Linked DNA regions of Mus musculus: regions 1 and 2 are each linked to region 3. The links are chromatin loops, found by intact Hi-C in ENCODE. Cell type or tissue: heart. All regions are shown on one strand. Links, peaks and the distances in the headings refer to the core of each region. The heading gives the core; the rest is flanking DNA.

The links. Hi-C counts contacts between places; a loop is a spot of excess contacts. Peaks named below come from ENCODE experiments on the same cell type or tissue, not always from the same donor. Only the 100,000 strongest peaks of a DNase experiment are listed, where the experiment ranks them.
Region 1: a loop joins it to region 3, with 3 times the contacts of the local background. A loop is called at or near these places in 2 of 42 quality-filtered maps.
Region 2: a loop joins it to region 3, with 9 times the contacts of the local background. A loop is called at or near these places in 8 of 42 quality-filtered maps.

Annotation. Positions count from the first base shown.
Region 1 is chr3:78,805,361-78,811,094 of GRCm38, forward strand. No RefSeq gene overlaps it. Among named protein-coding and RNA genes, the nearest start is that of Gm36341, 16 kb to the left of the region's middle. In heart, for the core only: no CTCF peak of the experiment used is centred there; no DNase peak of the experiment used is centred there.
Region 2 is chr3:78,355,563-78,361,296 of GRCm38, forward strand. No RefSeq gene overlaps it. Among named protein-coding and RNA genes, the nearest start is that of Gm36288, 52 kb to the right of the region's middle. In heart, for the core only: a CTCF peak has its summit at 2,986 (motif pointing left); no DNase peak of the experiment used is centred there.
Region 3 is chr3:78,916,750-78,922,483 of GRCm38, forward strand. Gm38542 (a long non-coding RNA gene) reads right to left here. Exons shown (of 4, transcript XR_867360.2): 3 at 1,951-2,155; 4 at 1,710-1,833. It also overlaps the pseudogene Gm10291. Among named protein-coding and RNA genes, the nearest start is that of Gm38542, 17 kb to the right of the region's middle. In heart, for the core only: a CTCF peak has its summit at 2,957 (motif pointing left); a DNase peak (open chromatin) is centred at 2,812; H3K4me3 peaks cover 356 bases; H3K27ac peaks cover 264 bases.

The DNA of each region.
Region 1 (5,734 bases), core at 195-5,194, 110 kb before region 3:
GTAAAATGCTAGAAAATATCTTTAGAATTTGTCATGAATCCAAAAGAGAAAAGACTTTCTCTTATTTAAAAAAAAAAAGTTAGAAAACTGAGTTGAGTAAAACTCGGTGATAAAGCACATGTTTAATATGTGCAAAGAAGGCCCAGGGGGGGGAAAAAGGATGCTCAAAAGTTAAACACAGAACATGAATAAAGGTTTGCCAGGCATTGTAATGCATACCTATAATATGAGCATAAGAGGCTGCAGCAGGAAGAACCCAACTTGGATGTCAGTGTGACCTACAGAGCAAATTCAAGGGACACTTAAATTATAGAGTGAGATTCTGTTGCAAAACAAATTAAAATGAAAATGCATGGATAAATGTAACTAAACACATAGCCTTAGAAGCATTCTAGGTTATCTCTAGAGTAGGACCATGTTAAAAGGAGTTGAAGATGGCAAGTGATGTCCACAGGCCATAGAAACAGCAATAGATTCACTGGTGATTCAAGAAGAAGGGAGCTCACACATGGCAGCTGGCCTATCAAGACCATTTTCACGACAAGCTTTCCCTTGCTGCTGCCTCTAGCATTTATATCTAGAAATACGCACTTGGAGACACCAGGAGGTGCACTTTCCTCATCCTCTGGCATCTCAGGCCAAGCAGGTTGACAGATTCCACAATATATAAAGAGCTTCTAAGAATAAGTTTTGAAAGTCTAGTAACACATTCAGAAAATAGCAAAGTACGAGCACATGGTCTACATATAAAGATAGACATTAAGTGAATGAAATGATGCTCAAATTCACTCATAACAGAAGTACCAAAGTAGCAAATAGCAGAATTTGTTAGCAGAGCAGTGCAGCTCTGAGGTTTGCTAATATACTTCAAGAACACTTCAGGACAAGACTTTCTATGCAGGAAATTCATAAATATTCTTAAAGAGTGGAGAAATTCCACTTGTAGGGCTCTGTCCTACACATTTGGCTATCTTGGAGATTATGCATCACAATATTTTTTAAAGTAAGCAAACACCCAAAATGTTCACAGAGCTGGATTTGATGGATGTATCAAGAAATATATGAGAATCCTATATAGTCATTTTTTAAAGACTGAAAAAACTTTTTAGATTTTAAAATTAGTTCATCTTCAATGTGTACTATCAGTGCAGTAATTGTATGCAAATGTTTGTAGAAGTAAGAGGATTTGATTGTAAATATATTCAAAGTAGTGGTCTGATGTCTGTAGTTCCTCATTCTGCTCTCTAAAATTTACATGCCCAAAAATCTAATTTTCACTCTGACGGTATTTGAATATGAAGCCTTCAAGAGGTGTTCTAGTTTGATTTCTCCTGTGGTAAACATGATAACCAAATGCAAACTTAGAAAAATATTTACTTGGCCTCCAAGTTAAAGTCCATCATTGAGAGAAGCCAGGGCAGATGCTCAACCAGCAACCTGGAAGCAGTAACTGAAGCAATGTCACAGAGTAACTATGCTCACTGGCTTGCTATCGTGGCTTATCCAGACTACTGTTTTATACAATCCAGTATCACCTGCTTATAGACGGACAGAACCACTCACAGTTTCCTGGACCGTCCCACATCTACCATTAATCAAGAAAATATCCCACATATTTTTCCTAGAGGATAATATTAAGGAGGCATTTACTCAATTGAAGTCCCCTCTTTCCAGATGGCCCTGACTTCTGGCAAGACATAATTAAATTCCTCATAAATGGGATTTCTTTAAAAGGGAAGCAACGAGCTGGCTTATTGTATCGCTTTGTCAAAATTCTAGAACTCTGAAATCAGAAGGCCTCACCACAACCCATGGGTTTCCGATCGTAAGAGCTTGGAGAAATAAATTTCTGCTGTTGAAAAGTGAACTCATCTCTGAGACTTTGTTACAACCCAAACTGACGAAGACACCCCAGAATAAACAAAGCAAGCTCAAGATACTGAAAACATTGGCTTCTTACTTTGAAAGTTGTTTAGCCCAAGGAAAAAAGGTAAGGAAAAGAAATCTGTCAGTGATAGCCTTGTACTTCTGAATTTTGAGCCAAGGGATTTACCAATTAAACAGAAAATACCCTTTTTTAATTAAAAGAAGGGATTTGGTAGGGCAAAATAAATGCCTAAAATAATATGTGCACAATTCCTATGATTCTTACTTAATTAGTTTCTTTGTCATTCTAATTGCACTGGAATAGAGATTGTCAAAATTATTTTTTAAACAAAATAGAAAGTGCACTGTCTATTGAGGTTTGAATTATAAAATCACACACACACCAGGTTCACTTGGTCCCAAACTCTATTTGGAAGAGCTGTGAAATGCTCGGTGTGGAATGCATAGTTGGCAGAGGAGGGTAAGAACAGGCCTTTGAGAATCATGCCTGCCTCTTCTCCCTGAGTTTACTGCTTTCTGTCTACCACGACAATGTGACCAGCCACTGTAAGCCATGAGGCTGGTCTCCATCTTTGCTGCTCCAGTCTTGGAACCTCCTGCAAACCTCCAGGCTAAACCAGCTAGCATTTGCTCATGGAAACTCTCCTTTCTGTAGAATTATAAATATCTTTCCTGCTCTTCTCTCATTCTTGCTTTTTATTCCCACAGAAAGAAGTATTGTTGGATAACTCTCCAGAAACTAGCCATTAGGGACTAGTGATCTCTGCCTACTTTCTATAGGGAATTGGTCTAGGCCTGCTCAGTAGCCTGCTGTACATTCCCTAGGGTGTAATTCTGATAGAAGAATTTGTGTAAAATATGGTCTAACACCAAGGCAGAGCATATTAAAAGGAGATTCTTAGAAACCTGGACCACTTAATAATGTTTAAATGATATAGGCCAGTGTTCTTGGTGGTCCACTAGAACTTGATGGTAAGACCCTACCGATGAAGACACCACACACATTGTCACATCATTGGGAGAAATTATGCTGGTAGTGACCTGAACACACACTCCCCGTTGACTAGCTCTCCTAATACTGCAAGGTGCTATGCAGGCTGTTAAGGCAGAAAAAAATCACCAGTCCAGTCATTTTATTCAGCTGTAAACGCTGTGAACTACAATGCTGATCAATTTGGGAAAATATGCCCACCGGTACAATAGTGACATGAAAGTCCTAAGAGTAGTTAACAGATTTCTGATTGGAAGGCCTCCTCTACAAGAGGGGACTCAAGCTTAGCACTGTAAACTCGGCCAGAAACTGGTGGCTAGGGGGGTCATAGGTCTTAGAGAAGAACCTACTACTATTATTTTGCTAAATTATCAAAGTGCCTCCTAAGTACTTTTCTTTCCACTATAGATTAGTAAGTTCTCGGCCCTCAAGAAGTTTGTTCTTGCAGTGGTCAGAGGTTAATGCAGCGAGACACAATTACCAAGAATAAGTGACTGCAGAGTGCTCAGCTCTAAGTAGGACATCTATTTCACATCCTCCCCTCGTGGCCCAGGAAGCACCACATAAGGGAAGCCAAAAGATTATAAGAGCCAGAAACTAGAGGCAACTTCTGAGAAATAGTGTCTCTCAACATGACAGGCAGTATAAACACATTGCACCAACAAACTCACTAGAGCTGGGGTTGACTGGTAAGATCTGTGCAAGATCAAGCCAGTCGACATTCCAGCATGGTGATAGTGGCCCATGAGTCTCTACCCCTAGCTGAGGAGCTATTAGCAGTTAGGCCCCTTGTAGGTGGCCCATGCTCCAGTAGATGACCCTATACAAATGTTCGTATGGACAGTACTCAGTGGGTTACTGGGGGAAAAAATGCAGAAGAGAAGAACATAAAGTTGGATGGTCAAATATGAGGAGGGTTATAAGAGACAGAAACAAAAGGAGAAATGATGTGATATATATATATATATACATATACATATACATATATGTGTATATATAATATTTAATTATAAGTGTATATTTCATATGTAGATATTTAATTTTCATAAGATAAACTTTTTTTTCAATTTAATGTCAGGCATCAGCCTTGAATCACCATAACAAACATGTAAGGACTGATTTTGCTGTATTTAAGATCCCTTACTGCTCTTGCAAAGGATTGGAATTTAGCCTCTAGCCTCCAAGTGGCTTGCAGATGCCTTTAACTCCAGTTCCTGGGGGATCCGGTGCCTCCTGCCTCTATGGGCACCTGCACTTGTGTACACATACCCACCCACAGTACATATATACATAATTAAAATACAAAATAAATAGTTAAAATTTTAAAATAAAGGTATAAGGTCACCAAGTTCTACACAGCAACCACTTCTATGCACAGCTCTGGCAATTCCAATCCCTGCCTGGTCAGGGATGCTGCTTTTAGGCCTCTTGTCATGGTGCTGGGGCAGCATAACATGGCAGAAATGTGCACAAAACTGAGCCACTCACCACTTGGCTGGGAATCAAGAAAGGAAAAGGAAGAGACAGGGTCTCACCACCCTGTTAATGGCCTCCGACTTGAAGATCTCCTCCTAAGAGCCTTAACAGTTCTAGGACCTTCCAGCTGTGTCACTCAGGAACCAGCCTTCAACATATGGTTCTTTGTAAAGGGAGGTATCCAAATTAAAAAGTGTAACATTGGGTTTTCTGTTTTCTTTTTATTTGATTTTATAAGGAGTTTTTGTGTTTTATTTATTTGAGAATTTCACAGAATTGTTTTGAGCACAGTCTCTCCCCTCACAGATCTCTCCTGCCTTCTCCCAGCCCACCCAACTTCATGTTCCCACAATCTCTCAAACAAACAAGTCAATGCTCTTTGGTTGTTAGTTAGTCAAAAGAATCAATCTAAACAGGAAAAAAAAAATAGTGTCGCTTTCATCCTGTCTTAGTCAGGGTTTCTATTCCTGCACAAATATCATGACCAAGAAGCAAGTTGGGGAGGAAAGGGTTTATTCAGCTTACACTTCCACACTGCTGTTCATCACCAAAGAAGTCAGGACCGGAACTCAAGCAGGGCAGGAATCAGAAGCTGATGCAGAAGCCATGAAGGGATGTTCTTTACTGGCTTGCCTCCCCTGGCTTGCTCAGCCTGCTCTCTTATAGAACCAAGACTACCAGCCCCAAGATGGTCCCACCCACAAGGGCCTTTTCCCCTTGATCACTAACTGAGAAAATGCCTTACAGCTGGATCTCATGGAGGCATTTCCTCACCTGAAGCTCCTTTCTCTGTGATAACCCCAGTCTGTGTCAAGTTGACACATAAAACCAGCCAGTACATATCCCCAAGGATAGGTCACAGAGAAAATGAGCCATGAGAAACGGAGGAGTTGGCAGCATCGGTGAGTGTAAATGGGATGGGGACAACTTTGTTAACCATGCAGTTCCAGGATGGAAGGCCATCTGGGAGGATGGGGAACATCATGTGATCAAAGGATGACTAAAAAGTTATCACTAAAACCAACTGGGTTTTTTTTTTCAAATATAAAGTTATCTCCAATCCAGCAGGACTTAAAGCGATATGCAATCATAATGGAAAACAGGAAATTTTAAAATACCACCTGGAACAGCAGTGCAGGCTGAGAGGGAATGCATTCAGTGAGAGCCCAGTTGGCAGTTAGCATGCACGGAGAGACCACCCAATCAGAATGGGAACCCAGCCAGAGACATGTCTCCACATTTACATTTTTGTGGTCCCCCAAATTTTCCCCTCTGGCACAAAACCTTTTTCCTCATAAACTCAAGCTGGGCACAATATGCTCTGCCTCTGTGCTGGTTCTTTTTTTTTCCTCAAAGCGCAGGGTTTGACATTGGCCTGTT
Region 2 (5,734 bases), core at 285-5,284, 560 kb before region 3:
ACTCCCAAAGAAGGCTTTTCTCTTCTTTATTCCCTCTGGTACTTGGCAATCGCCCCCCAATCAGATGAGACTCTGTTCATCTCAAGCTCTGCTTTCCCCTTCCTGCCTGGTGTGCAAATGCCCTGAGGGGAACACTATAGACACTCCTTCCTCATTTCCTCCTCAAGCAGTCCACCGTCACCACCTGGGCAACCAGAGAGGAGACCAGGAACCACAACATTTGTCCCAGACCCTGCTGACTCCCTTCCAGTCTGGCATGTTAGTGCTGACACTCCAAAGAGAAGCATGGGCTGTTGACTCCCAGTTCCAGCCACTGCTCTTCTTTTTCTGGGCTAGCAGATGATCAGCATCCTGACACCCCCTGCAGAGACGCAGAACAATATGTGGAGCCACAAAAACCAAGCAGGCACCAGAAGACAATGTATAATACTAATTATTCTGAGAAAATTGATGCAATATATTAAGTTCAACAGCATCAACAAAAACATTATAACATTTATTACAATGGATCAAAATGAAGAAATCACCCCAAACCCAAATTATGTTCCTGTATATCTGTCCAATAGAGTTCTACTTAATTATTAAAATTGTATTTGAGGAAGTGAATTAGTGAGATCTTAAAAACTTCTATGTATGTATATGTAATGTGCCTTAAATTGGCATGCTTATGTCAAGTGTCCCCCCAAATAACCTTGCTCTGCCACATTTGATCCCCTGGTTCTGTAGAGGGGAAAACAGTAAGCAGCTAAGGAAATTGAAGTGATCAGCATCTTGCCCCAGAAAACAGCTGAATGGGAAACCATTTGCAACTCTTGTCCCATTATATAAAAGTGCTAACAGTGGGAAAGAGAAGCCAGAAGCCTCACTATGGGGAAGAAACGCATTTAAGGGGAGAGAACACGGTCAAGAACTTCAGCTGATGGCATCACGTTTCCTATTCATTCCTGCTGGTTTTGGAACCCTGATTTGATGGTGTGACCTTATTGTTTCTATCTGTTTACTGACTTGGAAATTTCATCCGTGGGAACATTGTGCTTTGTCCTGGATTCCCTTGTTGGTAGCTCTAGCTGACATCCTTAATGGGGCTTCCCAAGACAATTTCTGAATAATGTTTTAAGCTCCTACTTTGATGACATTTTGCTATCATCTACCTATAGATATTTTTCTTTTACTCTTATACTTCGGCTTGCTCTATAGTTAATAAACTCATTCATTCAATACTGTAAAATATGACTGTTGTAGTTCTTTGTTCCATACAGAACAAGATGTCAGGAGAAAGTGAAAAATCAAGTTATAGTTAGTATTTACAGTTCTAAAATATAAAGTCACATATATCCCACCTCTTAGCTGTTTTTGCTGAGTGATGAGATTTTGAGTAATTATCACTTACTCAGTTGTAATTTTTGCATTTTCTGACTTTTCTGTTGTGAATTTTTCTTGTTGCCAAAAAAAAAAAAATCAAGGAAATGTGCTAATTTCATTCTACAAATGAAGCATGCATACTGAATGTGTTTCCTCTCTGTTAGCCTAGGTATTATCCTGTTTCTTTGAAAGTCTTTACTGACTGGAGGGAAATGGAGGTGATGTTTACTCCACAAAGTCAAACTGACCCATTCTAGCTACTGTATTTGTATTGTTGGCTTGAATGCCAACAAAGATTAATGAGCGATTCATTATCTGTGGTTTGCCAGTACTGTCTCATTATAAAAGCTAGAAGTCTTGCTTTACCAAAGCGTCTAGTTTAAAATATAAATTCTTCCAACTATCCTTTCTTCACCAATGGTTCCCAACATTAACTAAAATTCTTCTCTTTATTTTGCAATGTTGTCTGAAAATGTTTTTTTTAATTATTTAAAATGACTCCAATCCACGATGACTCTCTTATTTTATCTTTGTCCATGTAGGAAGGGCATAATCTTTAATTTTTTTTCATTTATTATTTTATACATAAGAACATTTTTATTCAATTACACATTGTGAGCTGAACCCCACACAATTTAAAAGTTTAAATTACAATGACAGCTTCTGAAATACATTTTCAAAGAATAGGGTACATGAAATTTTAAATGTAATTATTTTGAGGTTTTGTGATATTTTAATACAGTAGATCCTGGGCAATCATATGAAACAAATGAGGTTATATTGCATTCTCAATAATTCATGAATCTTTAATACATCTAATAATTACTTATTGAATGGCTAATATTAGAGTAGATAGTAGAAATAGCTCTCTGCAGGTGAGTAAAATAAAATATTTGGGAAAATTGATTTTTTTTCGCTTATTAAATTTAAGGCTAAAGCTAAAATAGTGAAATAATTGCTACTAAATTAGACTGAAATAACTTTTCCTCTAAAAGAAAGGTAAAGGTGAGCACTTAGTATCATAATAGTGCAATCCTTCTCAGCCCTGCACATACAATCACTGTTCAGGTGGAATTCTTCCAGAGTCACAGGGACTAGCATACTGTCAGAGTCTTCATGGGAACTAGAAAATGAGAAGAAAAATTATTATTTGTACTTGCCATGCTATTAGTGGTTTATAGACTCGCTCCAAATAAAATCACACTGCCATAGCCTCCTAAGTCCTAGACATAAGCTATGTGCTACAGTCCAAACAGATGAAGTTAATAAGTGAGTCTTGGACCAATGAAGGGGAAAAGAAAGGAAGCAAAATATGTGAGCATGTCGCCCTGATGGACAATTGTCATTAGTGGTGAGTCTGAATTAAGTGTAAGGTGACCTTGGCAACATATCTATTTCCTTCCTAGGACACAATATAATGATCACATTTTCACATCATTACTGTAATGGTGTTTTGTCATTATACAGAGAATATGGGGCATTTTCACCCATCAATAGAAGATGGGCTTAAAATAGAAGGGAAAAATAGTCTCCTTAGAAATGTGGATGATTTTTTTTTTCTCTTCAAGGAAAGCAAATGTTTACAAGAACTGTTAATGAAGCAAAAGGTTTCACAGCCCCATCTAGTGGTCAGGAGATGATTTACTGCAAACACCACCTAGATTTGTGGTTCAGAGGCACTGCATTCCTGAAGTCTTGGAGTCTTACTGGTTGTCCTAGCTGATACAATACAGGACAAGCACGCATGCTAAGTAGAGGTTGAAAAGTAAGTATTTCTCTGCTCATGTATTAATCCTTAAATAGTCAGAATCATCAATTTCAGATGTAAACTTAGTGCTGAATTCTACTGGTAAAGCACTGAACACTACAAATAGCTCATGGTAAGTATTTTGATAATAGAACCACATACACAGCGTTTGTATACCCAAGGACTTTGGAATTACAACACTCTTAGAATTAAGTCAGATGTGGGTGTGGGAGCTCATAATTGTGATCCCAGCCCTTGACTGGCCTAGGCAAGATTGTGCCAGTGCCCAGCTTTAGGTACAAATGATAACTGCCTCAAACATTACTATAAGATGGAAGTCAAAATAAAAAATAGATTAAAATTTCAAAGAATATCTCACTAAAATGAGAAGATTTGTGATTATAATTTGTGTGGCATTTTGGGACTAAATCAAATCTACTAAACATAACACCATGCTTAATTCATAAAACCCCACCATCAAGCACCAACACTCAAGGATTTAAAACCGTAACCTTTTACTAAGATGACATTAAACTTTAATAATTTACTTATAAAGTAATATCTTTATCGGCCTGGAGACAGATCAGTTGGTAAAGTGCTTGCTATACCTACAGGGTACCTGGGTTCAGATCCGCAGCACCCACATAAAATGGTGGGAACAATGGTGTGCATCTGCAATCCAGGTCTGGGAGGCAGAGGCAAAAGGACGCATGAGCTCACTATCTAGCCAGTCTAGTAAAATCCATGAACCCTGGATCCAGTGAGAGACCCTGGCATAAAAAAATAAGGTGGAGACCCTTACAGGAAGATACCCAACATTAACCTCTGACCACCATATGTGCATACACACATATACACACACATAAATGTAACAAATGCATCCTCAAAAAAAAAAGAAAATTTAAAATGCACATTTTTATATTATAGCAAGATAAAAAGCACTAATGAATACACAGACTTACCGTAATTTTTATGTAGGTGCAACAAAGTACCTGGAGCCTGATAAGAAACTCAGCCAAGGACTGTGTGTCCTCCTGCTGAAGATCAAGCAGGTCTCACTTAAGTGGTCACATGGTGCAAAGGAGCTCAGGGGGTGTGCGGGATCCTAACCAGCTGCCAGGCTTTGGCAGTTCAGAGATGCTACATCTGGTCTCCTAAGCAGTTTCACGGGCATCATCAATAACCCATAATCAGCATGTAATGGTCCGACAAGTTTACCAACGAGACCATCCTGGAAGTCAGCCAGTCCTTCAGCACTGACAGGAGCTCCCTGCAATCCAATCCTCCTGAGTTAGACACGTTTAGAGAATGGATGACAGGAAGAAGTCGAAAGAACAGCTGTTGGGAAAGTAAACACAGTGAGACCAGAGGAGATGAAGGAAATACATCCGAGAGCGGAGGTGAAGCTCATCAACAAGGTGGAAGGAAGAGTTAGATAGGAGAGATGGGGAAGCATGTTTCCAGCTTGGAGTCAACCGCAATATTTTCACATTCATGAGTCTGGCGCTTCCCAAGTCAAAAGTCAGAGTCATTTTCAGAATTAAGCTCACATCTAAAGATGATAACTGAGAATATTCTTAGGTTGCTATAATTAAAAGTCAAAACTAGAAAGGAGTTAACTACTCGCTATTGATGGTGATCTCCAGGGTTAATTTTGGCTACATGCATCTTACCTGGATATTTATATGACTTTAATTAACTGTGGTTGGAGACCTTTAATCCCTTATTACCAGGAATAAATATGAATTAATGAATGTCAAGAAAAGGCTGTACCAATTACACTGAAAGGAGGAATTACAAGGGTCAAAAAAAAAAAAAAAAAAGAACTGGATTGCTTTTTCATGCAGGACTTGTGAGTAGCTGTATTGCAAATAAAAATGAACTCTTAACCCCTTATTTCTAGTCTGTCTCTAGTCTCTAGGACAATGGGAAATCCTTTGATTCCCTTCAGTCAATGAGAGGTAGAATCACAGTACTCCACCTGAAGTGTCAAGCATCTGTCAACCATAATCACCATTTCAACTTTGCCTTTCCCCTAACATCAGCCTGGAAATCACTGGAGAGAATGACAGGGGCTTAGGAGTGGAGCATCTGACTGGCTGGCTGGGATCTCTAACTGTGTAAATAGGGAGCTGATAGGAAGGAAATAAAGTCTGAAAAAATATGCCCACCCTTCCTCTGCCCCAGTGGCATTGCTGTATTCTCATAAAACTGTTGTTCCTGCCACATTTAAATCATTTTGCCCTTGAAGTCACTTGCTATTGCTTCCTTTAACCCGTGGAACTCTCTTTATGCCCAAGTAATCCTCTCTCTCTCCATCAACTGTGACTTCCTTCACTCTCTTCTGCCACATAACTGGAGTCCTCTTTTAAGCTACTGAGATACTGTACACAAAATGAGCAAAGGTCCTAAATGCCCTTCTGGGAACCTAAGCAATTGACTTAGAGTCAGGGAAAACCACACCTCATCCTTCTACCAGGATGGGGTGGGACTAGCACACCTTCACCTATCTCTAAAGAAAGTTGCATTTCATTCCCGGGTCCACTTTTGTCCCTCTGGGTTCTTCATACAGTCTGGAATACAAAATGTAAATTCATCTTAATTGTCTCCATTTTGAGTCCCTTC
Region 3 (5,734 bases), core at 544-5,543:
TTTAATGGTACATTCTCAAACTAGGGGGGAGCATAAAAAAGCTTATCATTTCAGGTTGCAAAGCACTGTGGGCATAGGGTTATTTGCAAGTCAATAGTCGTGTGAGCTTGGGCCCTCACTTTCTCTAGGCACTAAACTGAAAATTACAGAAACATGTTTGCCTTCTGATGCATACTCTCACTAGGGTTGTTGTTTTGTTTTATTTTTTTCTCACCATACAGTTGCATAGGTTTTGTCTGATTATAAGGACTCAATGGAGAATATCACTTCTTAGAAGTGAAGGAAAATACCCATGAATTAAGAATTTCTGAAAATATAGATGTCAACTAAAACCTAGGAATTTAGGAATAAGGATGAACGAGCTCAAGCTAGTCACCACCCTCTGCCTGGGCACCACAGGCAGAGCATGGAGGAAGGATTGAAAATGATACCATAGGCTCTCTGCTCCTCCTTGTTCCAGAGACAGCCGCATCTTCTTGTGCAGTACCAGCCTCGTCCCATAGACAAAATGGTGAAGGTCGGTGTGAACGGATTTGGCCGTATTGGGCGCCTGGTCACCAGGGCTGCCATCTGCAGTGGCAAAGTGGAGGTTGTTGCCATCAACGACCCCTTCATTGACCTCAACTACATGGTCTACATGTTCCAGTATGACTCCACCCACGACAAATTCAACGGCACAGTCAAGGCCAAGAATGGGAAGCTTGTCATCAACGGGAAGCCCATCACCATCTTCCAGGAGCGAGACCCCACTAACATCAAATGGGGTGAGGCCGGTGCTGAGTATGTCGTGGAGTCTACTGGTGTCTTCACCACCATGGAGAAGGCCCGGGCCCACTTGAAGGGTGGAGCCAAAAGGGTCATCATCTCCGCCCCTTCTGCCGATGCCCCCATGTTTGTGATGGGTGTGAACCACGAGAAATATGACAACTCACTCAAGATTGTCAGCAATGCATCCTGCACCACCAACTGCTTAGCCCCCCTGGCCAAGGTCATCCATGACAACTTTGGCATTGTGGAAGGGCTCATGACCACGGTCCATGCCATCACTGCCACCCAGAAGACTGTGGATGGCCCCTCTGGAAAGCTGTGGCGTGATGGTCATGGGGCTGCCCAGAACATCATCCCTGCATCCACTGGTGCTGCCAAGGCTGTGGGCAAGGTCATCCCAGAGCTGAACGGGAAGCTCACTGGCATGGCCTTCCATGTTCCTACCCCCAATGTGTCTGTCGTGGATCTGACGTGCTGCCTGGAGAAACCTGCCAAGTATGATGACACCAAGAAGGTGGTGAAGCAGGCATCTGAGGGCCCACTGAAGGGCATCTTGGGCTACACTGAGGACCAGGTTGTCTCCTGCGACTTCAACAGCAACTCCCACTCTTCCACCTTCGATGCCGGGGCTGGCATTGCTCTCAATGACAACTTTGTCAAGCTCATTTCCTGGTATGACAATGAATACGGCTACAGCAACAGGGTGGTAGACCTCATGGCCTACATGGCCTCCAAGGAGTAAGAAACCCTGGACCACCCACCCCAGCAAGGACACTGAGCAAGAGAGAGGCCCTCGGTTGCTGAGGAGTCCCTATCCCAACTCGGCCCCCAACACTGAGCATCTCCCTCACAATTTCCATCCCAGACCCCCATAATAACAGGAGGGGCCTAGGGAGCCCTCCCTACTCTCTTGAATACCATCAATAAAGTTCGCTGCACCCAAAAAAAAAAAAAAAAGAAAAGAAAATGATACCATAGCTTTAAGTAGTAGTAGTAATAGTAGTAGTAGTTGCTGCAGTAGCAATGTCCTCTGTGATCTTTGAGCGTTGTAAACAAATAAAAGACCTGAAGAATTTGAAAAGACTATTATAATTTCACATCAGATTCTTTCAAAGCATCAGTGCAGAGACCACCATGCAGAGAACTATGTCTCCTTGACAGAAAGACATGGTGCATACTCACAAACAGACTTGTAGCCTTTTTCTCCAGAAACCATAAGGCAAAACCTTTCCAGCGAAGGCTGAGGAAGGGAGAAAGAGGAGTCCGGTTCCCATCGCAGCAAAGTCTGAAGATAGCACATGGATGGCTAGATGATGGAGACGCCAGGAAAACATCTCCAGCATGATAAGGTTTGAGAACGTGGGATTCTGTTTTGTTCTCGTCTGGCCTGAAAGGTAGACAACGAGCAGGGATTACAAATTGGTGTTCAGGAACCCAGGCTCTTTTGTTCTGTGTGACATTTCCTTTGGTGATCCTTAAAAAGATGTATGTCTGCATGATTGAGGCCTTTAGGGACATTGGGTGTGCATGTTTGATGAGGAATGGGCAGGGCATGACAGTATCCTCCCTAATGCTGGCTTCTAGCTTTAGCAGCAATGTCTGCTCTCATGGCCCCCTTAACACAGTGATTCGGGAATCCCAAGACAGCTGACAGAGGTGCTTGGTTTTTACTACAGACACTGAAAAGGGAGCTTCGGTTAGCTGTAAAAAGAATGGAAGAGATTAGTCGAAAAGCCACCAAATGAACCTTTTCTGTGTGTTTTAGAAGGTATTTTGCAACAGTCTTTGAAAACTAAGAAGTCAAAAATCATGTTTAATCTTCTGTACTTGAGCATAAGAAGAAGAAAAAAAAGTCTGTAAGCTGTTTTACGGGACTCCAGATTTAGATCAATAGCACCCAACTTCAAAAAAAGAAAAGAAACAGAGGCGGTCTGTGGCTCACTCTCTCAGCATCATCTCTCAGCCTCTATGCAGCCTCTGTGACTCCATTATTCATGTCCTAAAGGAAGCAGGACCCGGGTGCAGGCTGGGGTTTCCTCCTTTCACCCAGCAAAGACCACGAACTGTGGGAAGTGAAGCGTGGTTTTTCTAGGGTCTGAGTTTAAGTAGAGTTCTGTGTGTACTTCCGCTCTGTTTCCTGCCTGAGAAAAATGTTACGCCTCCTCTTTGTTTCCTGGTGGCGAGTGACCCCTGCTGGTCAGGCGGAGATGTTACTGTACGTCTAATTCTGTCTTGGTCAACAATTAATTCCGGTTATCAAGCGGTTGCTGTTGTTCGCAGGAACACCTTTACTTGATTGAGATGGCTTACACTAAAACCCCTTTTGCGTTCATGTTTTATTGCATTTAAACCCATATTTAAAAGAAAAACATTCTCTCTGTAAAATGATTAAACCCAGAGCCAAGGAAAACATCGTTTTGCTCCAGTCTATGCTCACAAGCGTTGATTCAGTGGGTTCATACTTATAGAGACGATGATAATTTTTATATTTTCTTGAAAAATACTAGCTGGCAATAAACATGGGCTTTGCACGTTTTGAAAGCCAGCTGGCAGCAGAAAACAACATTTGCTTAACTCCTCGGCTGAATGCTCTCATTGATGGAACATACATAGCTACCCAACCATGGCACAAAGCAATCTATGGCTCACACAGCCAGAAAGCCTTTTAAATAAAGTTAGAAACATCCCACCGTCTCAGGAATCAGCATCCTGTCTTTGCACTGATCCCTCTGTAAAAGAACCAGCATTTATCCATTGAATAACTCTTTTTTTTTTTTCCAGTAGATGTGCTCTGAGAAAGGCTTGAAATTATGTAAGGAAGCTAGTAGCCGGGTAATAACTCAGAAATGGGAGGAAACTGTCTCTTCTAAGCTGCAACAATATTAAATCTATATATTTTGAGCCTCTTACCTGTCCCTGTGTATTAAATAATTTATTCTGTTTTCTTTGCTGAGTTCCACCCATGTCGCATCCATGATCCCAATTGTATAGACAAAACTACAGTCTCTCCTCCACCACTGCTCCCCTCAGTAGCTCACAACAAGCAAAAGTGAGACTTGGGAAAGACCACGATGGGTATCTCTGAGGATTTTACAGCCGTTGGCTTTAGCAATGCAGGATTGGCAGCCTTGGGTTCAGCCAAGCAGTGGAAGTCTTTAGGAGACACTGTGGAAGGTACAGTTTCAAATATCTCTGAAATGAGGGCTGGGATATGGCTCACTGACAGAGATATCTGAAAGCATGTGCAAAGCCTTGGGTTCAATTGCCAGTATAGAGAAAAAAATCCACAGTGATAACATAGAAAGAATACAGAGGAAGGAAAGAAAAGGACTGCGCTGTATATATGCTTTCAAAATGTTTCGTATACAGAAAATACCAATAGATAATGCCTGTACCTTTATATGAACTGAGGAAGCACCCTGATCACTGAAAAGTTGGTAAAATTTAAATGAGGCAGAATGAGACAGCACCGGCTACTTTGTAATTTTACAGTTAAATTTAAGGCATTTATTGAATTATCTCCCTCTCTTTAGATGTTGTGAACCAAGCTATTATTTATTCTATTTATTCATACTTTCCCTTGAAAAGCCAATCCTCCCTAGACCCTGAAATATTTTTTTGAGTATGTGTATTTTTCAACTCTGAATTCCCATCTCTGTTTGCCTTCATCTTCCTAGCAGTGAAATGCCTCAAACTGAATACAATATCCTGGGCTTTTGAAAGGGGTCTCCGTGAATTGCTTAATAGTGAAGACCTTGCCTGGGTTTTGAAAATTGGGCTGTTGGATAACAGTAAACTCTCAGCCTTATCCATTTAAAGTCATATCACAACTGTCCTTTTTTACATTCTGAGATGCATCTTCCCCTTGCAAAGTCTTTCAACTGGACATAGTTCTTGTAATACCTCGACCCTTGCGATAAACTAATTGCATTGCATTCTTTCTCCTTATCTGTGTATTTTCTCTTAAAGCCTGAGTATACATGAATTCTTTTTCTTTTAATATTTTTCTTTCTCCTAGTTTCCAATGTTACAGTGACTCTTAGACCTTGGATACAATATTTGCAAATCCATAATGACTTCTTACTTTTTGGCCCCTTTCAGCAATGTTTTCTTTGCAAAGAGCTCAAAGCTACTAACAGAAGCTAAGGTCACTCTTGAAGTACATCTCTGGCTCTACCTGAAGAATAAAGGGAGAATGGAAATGGAAACATGTTTTTAAGAATCCTAAAGATACCAAGCACTGATTGAAGCAGCACATCAGAAGATTTTTTTCATTCTTTCAGTGAAGTGGGGTGGCCCTTTGGCTACGTTCCTTTTCTATCCAACTTGAAATTTTAAAGTTTCTCCAAGTTCACAAGGCGTAAATTGCCTAAATATTGTAGAATTTGTCTTACTAAAAATATTTTTTTAATCCTTGGCTCAGTTGCTCTGTTTCCCAATTCCTTCCTTGGGGGAATCAGTAAAGTTTGCTTAATAACCCACATCTCAGCTACATACTTGACTGGGTCTCGATATCTGCTAAGCTTCACTGCTATTTTTAAATCTTTGGCTTTTTCTCTCTTCTGATCAAAGGACAGATATTTCCTAATCTTAATGTTAGTCATGCTCTGCATAGTGTGGACCATAAAGATTTTGTTTTCGATGGAAAGCCATTGCATGGTTAACAAGAGCCTGACTGTTCCTTCTTCTTGTGCGATGCCAGTGGAAACAAACTGCAGGGTCCTAGATAACCCACACACATCTCGCACTTTCAGATTCTGAGAGGAGCACACAACTCTGAGTACCTCCCACAGATGATGTCATGGCTGGGTGACCGTGTCCACAGCATCCTTAAGGCCTATGAATTCCATATCCTGGGGCTGGGGAGATGGCTCAGTGGTTAAGAGCACTGACTGCTCTTCCAGAGTTCCTGTGTTCAATTCCCAGCAACCACATGGGGACTCACAACCATCTGTAATGAGATCCA